Linked DNA regions of Mus musculus: regions 2 and 3 are each linked to region 1. Evidence: chromatin loops called from intact Hi-C (ENCODE). Cell type or tissue: left cerebral cortex. All regions are shown on one strand.

Region 1 (2,500 bases):
CAAAAACAGTTCCCTTGTCACAATGTAGCCTCTAAGGTTGGATTCACGATTGCTCTTCTACTTAGCAGTCTGGTCGACAACACTTAAGCTTCGAAGTTTAACTGCACCTTCAAAAGGGTGATAAAAATAACCACAGAAACGTACAATTCACAGCGGTCATAAAAGAAGAAACGAAAGAGAATACGTACGGTGAATGCTCGTGAACGTGCAAAAAAAGTAAAAGTGAATTTAAGTTTTATTTTTCCCCTTCTCTCTCTCTCTCTCTCTCTCTCTTGGAATGACAAGACGAGACGACGTTTCTAGATTTGCTGAAGATTTCCCCCCCTTTCCTCCGGTGGCTTGTTTCTCTTAATTTCTGCTCTGGCCCTCCCTTCCTAGGGCTCCTGGCTCGCTGGTGCTCAGGCGGCCGCACACCTGTGGAAGAGGAATGAATAGAGGGGGTGTGTGAACCTTCTCGCTGCAGACTAACTGGCGCCACCGACCAAACTCAAGACATGCATGATCAACAACCCAAAACAAACCGCCGGGTCAGGCAACACCCGCAGCCCGAAGCTCAGCCAAGTGCCCAGGAGGCAAATGCGGGCTGGGGAAGGCCAATGGACAACGTTCGGGGCGCTCTGCCCACATCCCTCTTTGTGGATGTCAGGCCGCTCAGCTGGGCATGAAGGGGAGGGAGGAGGATTGGGAGATCTTGGGACACTGGGATAGTTTCTACGGTCACGAGGGTGTCCTCTCAGAGGTAGAGGAGACCAGCAGAGCCTGTCGGTCACAGGCAGAGGAACGAGGGCGGCGGGGACCACAGCTGATGAGGCTCCGCAGAGAGTGATCCCCCCCCCCCGAGTTGGAAAGCTAAGTGGACTGTCTCGCTAACTGGGTGGCAGAGAGGTATGGGTGTCCCCGGGGCTTTTACGCTTCGAAATGCTAGGGGACAAAGATCGCAGCAGTGCCTGGCACCGGCAGCCCCTGGGGAGGTGCGAGCATGGTAGCCCACTAACCATTCGGGGACCTGAGCGCTCACCTGGCCATCCATCGCAGCTCAGCGGCAGAGAATGCTGTCACCCTGCTTGTTCACGGCGCCGGCCTGGAACAGCAACCCAACACCAAGGGGAAAAACGGTTAGAGTGCGCATATCACAGTGTCGCCACCACCCAGGAGACGTCCTGGAAAACTAGGCAGGCGAGCAGAGTCCCCACCCGAGCCCGAAGCTGGGGAAGCCTCCTGTGATGCAAGGGACACTCCGGAGACGCAGGGCTCCAAGTCCCAACCGCCCTCGGCTCAGGGACCAGTGGATCACCAAGCCCAGCAGGCGGCTCTCGGTGGAGACGGGAGAAGCGGCTGTCATTCCCTGAGAGGAGCAAGACCACCCGTATCTCGCCGCCCCGCCACCTTTCCCGCGATGCCCAGGGTGCCCCGCCAAGGCTTCTCACCGGGTCAGTGTTGAGCGCGGTGAGTGGGGTCCGCGGCGGCGCGACCGGACAAGCCCCGGCCGGGTGGAGAGGTGGCGCGGGCGGTGGCGGCTGTCTCAGCAAAGCAGGGTGAGTCTCCAGCGCCAGCTGCAGGTCCAGGATGTAGTCGATAACGTGCTGCAGGATCTCCACTTTGCTGACTTTCTTGTTGGGCGGGATGGTAGGCACGAGCCTCCGCAGGCGACTGTAGCAGTCGTTCATATCGCACTGCAGGCACAGCGCCGGCTCATCGGCCGCCGCCTCGGCCGCCTTGCAGCGCGCGGCCGCCGCAGCGGCGGCGGCGGCTGCCGAGCCACCCAGGCTGTGGCCGTGCTCCGCCAGGCAGCGTAGCGCCAGCTCCCCGCCGCCGCAGCCCGACGGCGCCTTGCGGCCCGAGGGGCGCACCGGGCTCACCGCCTTCATCGCGCGCTTCCTGCGCGAGAGGACCGCGACAAGCGGTAGAGCGAGCTCCGGGTCCCCGCCCGCAATTTGCTTTGCTCCCCTCTCCTGCGCGTCCGGCGCTCGCAGCACCCGGCGGCTCCGAGCTCCAGAAATCGACCGGAGAGCTGCTCGGGGTTTTGGAAAGGGTATCTCAGGTTTTTGTTTTTTTGTTTTTTTTCTTTTTTTGTGAGCGACAATCGGCCCGAAGCAAAAGACAAGAAAAATCAAAAGCCCCGGAAAATAAAAAAAGTAGCCCACCCTGGTCCCTGAGCCGTTCCCTTCTGAGCTTCGACTAAGGTGGATCGCCCGGTGACTGCCCCCCCTCAAAGTAACGACTTCCAACCGCGCCTCCCAGCTCAACAGCGTCGCTCGGCTCCGGCACAGCAGTATTTGTAGAGCCGCGCGCCTTGGGGGCGGGGCCAGCGCGCGGGCCGGGTCGCCACAAGAACCGGACGCGGGCGAGCTCGGCGCGCGGGCGGCGGCGCGGAGGGAGGTGGCGAGGGCGGGGCGCCGGGCAACCCGAGGGCGGGGATGGGCGGGGGGTCGGGAGTGACCAGCCAATCAGGAGGACAGTGCCACCTCGGGGAATGACGCTCGGGCCAATGGGAAGGGCA
Region 2 (2,500 bases), 420 kb after region 1:
GCTTGCTTTTCTTTCTGCTTCCTAATATTCTTGCCTTTTTAATCCTCTAAACCGCTAAGGCTAACAGATCAGAAAGCCCTTGGGGTTCTGAAATGCTGGGTTTCAAAAACGAATTCCTCCCCCCCCACCCCCTTCCCTTTTGACTGGCAAGGCAAGCTGGAACATGTCTTGGTGTTATTTTAAGTGTCTGACTACTATTTAGAGGATAAAATAGATGGAGAGGCAATCGCCATACCCTCAGCCACCCACCCACAGTCATGCCCAAGCTCCAGGGAGGTAGGCGAGCCCCTCCTGGGCTGAGAATAGCTAAGCAAAGTCCTGGCTAGACTCTCTGGAGCCAGCCAGCAGCCAGACTTGATTGATACCTGCAGGTTCTGTTTGCTGAGTCTCTCCAGGTGTGGGGAAGACACCTGATTGTCACTTTGTAAATCAGAGGAGTGCCACTCAGACACACAACTCTGGTCTCACCCAACAGAACCTCAGTTCACCATCAGCAACTGCCATAGAGATCGCCTCCAGAACAATACATTTTTTCCTTAAAAAAAACAAAACAAAACAAAACAAAACATTGCATCGGACTCTAAAACTTGGGAGGCAGCCAACACAAATATTTGAAGCCAAAGCATTATTTTCATTTTTAATATTTTTACCTCGGAATTTAATATCAGCCAGCTACGTGTGTGGTACGGAGGGGTGGTTGAACAGGGTAAAAGGAGTGGAAACTCTGAGAGAGCCTGCATGTTCCCAACACCTATCAGACTGCCAGGCACATGGTGGCTTTTCAACGTTTTGCCGATAGATCATTGCTCTTTTGTTTCTTGGATGAGCTGTACGATCCATGAACTTCTCTCTCGAGAACACCCACTCTCTAATTTACTCTTGGGTTTCTTCTCCCTCCACTGGTACCGAGATGTAGATTTACCTCCAACACAACCATGAATCCTTGTGTATCGTCTTTGAAATGTAGCTTACCGCAGGGTTAATAAAGCATGATTTCTGTGGATTTATGCTGTAGTTTGGAGATTTAATGGCCCCAGAAAACACGTGTTAAAGACTTGGCCCCCTCTGAGAGTATCCAGAGGTGACGTTTTAGGGAAGTGATTGAATCAGGAGGGGCTGGAACTCAATGGATACATTGATGGATCAAGGGAGGTATGGAGTCATACTTGGCTGGCATTATTCGGGGATGGGAGGGTCTAGGAAGTAACGTCTGATTGGATGATTTAAATCACGGGGGGCGGGGGTGTGTGTTTTCTTGATGATTCTCCTCCCTTACCCTTTTCCACTACACCACCCCCAGGTTCTGTCTCCTAGCTACCATGAACGGAGCACCTCTGCTTTCCCACACACTTCTGCCAAACTATTCGAACTCAGCACAGCTCAGGAAAAGCAGAGAGACGCTACAGTAACCAGGGGAACCAAAGAATGGAGTCCTTGAAACCTTATACCAAAATAAACATTTTGCCCTTATTTTTGATTTGCTTGGGCATTTTTTTTTGTCATGGCCGAGACAAACAGCTAATGAAACAATGAAAGTGCTGAGCTAGCTTTTGTGTCCTCGGCCCTCAGTTCTTTGGATGCATCCTTCACTTCTGCATAACCCAGAGGACATATCTCTGTGTTAAAAGATGCCCTAGAAAACATTCTTTCAATGTATATTATTCTCTACTTTCGGCTTAGGACCATCCAGACTCTGAACTTTAAGATGCTTTTCAGTTCTAGTCCAGTGGTCAGAGAAGATGAACTCTGTCCTTTATGAATATAAATCTAGACCCATGTGGCATGGTCTATCTTTTGTGACATTGCTCCTTACACTTACTCCAATATCTGTTCAATTTTGCTATCACTCAGCACCTTGATGTAACTATGAACAAATTTCCTTTGGGACAAAGGAGTTGCATTAGGGATATACTATATGTATATATTATGGATTTTCTATTTTATAAATATAAATTATGGACTTTCTATTTTAAAAATATAAACACAGGAGCTGCATAGAGCAATCTGTCAAAATCTGCTCGGTTCATCTCTTTTTTTACTTAATCGGTGTGTTACAACATTATTGAATGCATGGGACACGCAAGTGATGAAAACTTAACCAAAAAAACATACAAATAGCAAGAAATGTTTATTATCTTACATAACAGATGATCCTATGTTGGAGCCTATACTGTTAGGCAGTGTAGTAGTTTAAAAACATTCTGGATGATTCTCAAGGTTTGCGCTTGTTTTTATCCTGTTCTTAGATAATAGGCAGTGCAGAGCAACCAAAGGCTTACTGTGAATGGCTGTAGGAATTGTATTTTCACATTTTAATTTAAAGGAAAAATATGATTAAAAAACAACACCCATAAAACTTATTTTCCTTTGGGTACTTTATCAATAGCACAAAGATCTTTGTCTAAAGCTACCGCCACAGCCTTACCCTCATCCTCCTCATGAGAAAGGGCTAAGTCCTATTGTCTTTTTGAAATAGATCTCTGAGAAGAAAATGAGATGA
Region 3 (2,500 bases), 200 kb before region 1:
GGTGACACAAAATGTGACACACTGGCATTGAAGTAGGTACTTGTAGCTGTCTAAGCAACTGCCTGGGGGAGGACTAAAAAAAAAAAGTGCCAGTTGATTAAAGAAATTGAGCTTCCTTCCTTCTCCTGTGTTTACCTCATTTGCAAAGACATCCCTGACTTGCGCCCTCCCACAGCCCAGCACGCTTGGATACAAGGGGAGGAAACCGCCTGGCAATATTCTAAGCACAGATGTTAGTGGCTGACCAGTTTAGACTGGGAGACCAGGACAGCTCATCCCAAGTACTGGGGAACAAACGATAGATCTATGAACAGCTTTGGGGATTTGTTGCAAGATAGGGATTCTCTGTAAAGTTTCTCCCCAGAGTGAGTGTAGACGAACAGTGAACAGGACTGTCAATCACAGCTAATCCCATCCTCACAGTGAAAATGATTCTCAGAGAAACTGTACCTGAAACCCTGTGAGCCTACAGGAAGAGGGGCCCTGGACCAGTGCAGAGACTCTCACAGGGAGACAGGGCTGAGCAGAGCAAGCCATGCAGGTTTTCCGTCGCGTTCCCATCCAACAGTGCAGTATTTTTTTGCAGGCTTGCAGAGTTTTTTCACCCTGAACTCACAAACACAAGACTTAAAGAGACGCGGCATTTTGTCGTGAGGGCAGGGTGTGAACTGACACCATCGCTTCTGGCTCTCTCTTTGCTCTATTTGTTCTATTAATGTCTGGTTTACTTGCCTGATTTACTTAGAGAAAAATTATGGGGGTAACTGACCAATAGGAAGTGGGGCTCACTGCAGAGGCAGCAGGACACCAGCATTTTACAATCAGGAAGAACGTAGACCTCCCCCTCTCTCCCTCTCTCTCTTTCAGGGCTTCCCCAACACTGGGCTGTATCCCTCCTGCCTCTTCAGGCATCTCCTTGTTAAGTCTTACATTTTAAACCAGGTACGGTGGTTGTCACCAGTCGGGAGGCAGAGACAGAAGAATCATCACTTCAAGGCAACCTTGGCCTTCACAGCAAAACCCTTCTCAAAACACTAAAAAATTGTAAAGTGCGGGTGGCTTTTTATAATATTAAAATACACTGAAAAAATGCAAGATTACTAGGCCAACTTGAACTTATTTATACACTGAGATTGACAGCAGCAGCAGCAGTGAAACTATAAAGGGAAAGAAACAAGTTGGCTTCTGCCAAGTTTTTTTTTTTTTTTTTTTTTTAAATCAGGTCCTGTAAAAATTACAAAGTGTGTGAGATTTTTAAAAAGCTGAGTAAACCTGTTCACAGTGGCTTTCTTCCCTTGGAGAATTTTATTGTTGAAATGGGCTTTCGGATCAATTTTGCATAAGAATTGTGTCTTTTTTGTTATAGTGACTCAATTCATTTAAAAAGAATATCAATGTCGTGTGGGATAGAGTGGTAGGAAAGAGAAGAGGCAAAGCCCTTTTATTGCCCACATAAGTGAGGCTACACACAAGCTGGGAAACAAGATCCTGGTGGCTGTTCATCCCACTCCTGGCCAGGAGATGGCACTGTTTCCTTAAGAATTTTCCAGAGACGCTAGAGGAAAACCACAATTTATCTGAGGACATTGTGTTTTGTTCTCCTTTCAAAGGTACAGCATTAGAAAGCGTGGGTCCCCACAGCCATGGCACTACCCTAGTATTCAAACAATTAATACACAGTTATGCCCTCCCCCCACCAAATTGTTAAAAGTTTTCAGTCGGACATGAGAGTGGACAAATGAAGTGAACATGTTTATTATGAAGACACAATTTTAACCTGTCAGTCTCCTTAAATCATCCTATCCCCCAGATTATCTAATTCTTCTTGGAGAAGGGGGCTGGGTGAAGTTATAGCCTGAGCAGTTGATGCTCACCACGAACACAGGAACATGCTGCTTTGCAATGATCGTATTTCTGTATTTGATGGCTTTCTTGCTCCAAATGCGCACGTGCGTGTGTGTTTCTGTGTGTGTGTGTTTCTGTGTGTGTGTGCTTCTGTGTGTGTGTATTTCTGTGTGTCTCTGTGTGTCTTCCTCATTCACCCATCTTATCATTCCATTCATTCACTTTTTGAGAGTACTCACTCATTCTTTGAGACAGGGTTTCTCTGTGCAGCACTGGCTGTCCTGGAACTCACTCTACTCTGTAGACCATGCTGACCTCGAACTCAGAGCGCTGGATAAAAGTTGTGTACCACCATGCCTGGCCTTAAATGCAAAGCTCAGGTGGATCCTCCTGTCTCTTTCTGTGAATCCTTACTGGTTACTGGCGAATATCACTACAACCAGCCCCAGCTTATACAACGTGGGACGGTCTCACAGTGAACCTGGAGCTTGCGGGTTCAGCAACACAAGCCGGCCAGCAAGCCCAGGAAGATCTGCCCAGCCTGGCTTTTTTACAAAGGGGATGGAGATCTGAACCCAGGTTCCTAGTGCTTTGTTGCAGGCCTTTCACCGACTCTGCCATCTCCTTAGCCCCAGGTGTCTTGTTCCTCAGTGTT

The links. Hi-C counts contacts between places; a loop is a spot of excess contacts. Peaks named below come from ENCODE experiments on the same cell type or tissue, not always from the same donor. Only the 100,000 strongest peaks of a DNase experiment are listed, where the experiment ranks them.
Region 2: a loop joins it to region 1, with 1.9 times the contacts of the local background. A loop is called at or near these places in 12 of 42 quality-filtered maps.
Region 3: a loop joins it to region 1, with 2.7 times the contacts of the local background. A loop is called at or near these places in 13 of 42 quality-filtered maps.

Annotation. Positions count from the first base shown.
Region 1 is chr13:48,260,866-48,263,365 of GRCm38, reverse strand. Id4 (inhibitor of DNA binding 4) reads right to left here and starts at 2,250. Exons shown (of 3, transcript NM_031166.3): 1 at 1,428-2,250; 2 at 1,019-1,081; 3 at 1-414. The coding sequence starts at 1,868. The coding sequence ends at 1,037. A330033J07Rik (RIKEN cDNA A330033J07 gene) reads left to right here and starts at 743. Exons shown (of 3, transcript NR_102303.1): 1 at 743-1,446. In left cerebral cortex, a CTCF peak has its summit at 1,307; DNase peaks (open chromatin) are centred at 847, 1,260, 1,572, 2,489 and 1 more place; H3K4me3 peaks cover 2,500 bases; H3K27ac peaks cover 1,911 bases.
Region 2 is chr13:47,841,387-47,843,886 of GRCm38, reverse strand. It overlaps Gm35991 (a long non-coding RNA gene), which reads right to left and starts at 72. Exons shown (of 3, transcript XR_382321.2): 1 at 1-72. In left cerebral cortex, no CTCF peak of the experiment used is centred here; DNase peaks (open chromatin) are centred at 232 and 1,297.
Region 3 is chr13:48,463,425-48,465,924 of GRCm38, reverse strand. Gm40941 (a long non-coding RNA gene) reads left to right here. Exons shown (of 2, transcript XR_873371.1): 2 at 1-115. Among named protein-coding and RNA genes, the nearest start is that of Gm40941, 13 kb to the left of the region's middle. In left cerebral cortex, a CTCF peak has its summit at 1,514 (motif pointing right); a DNase peak (open chromatin) is centred at 1,523.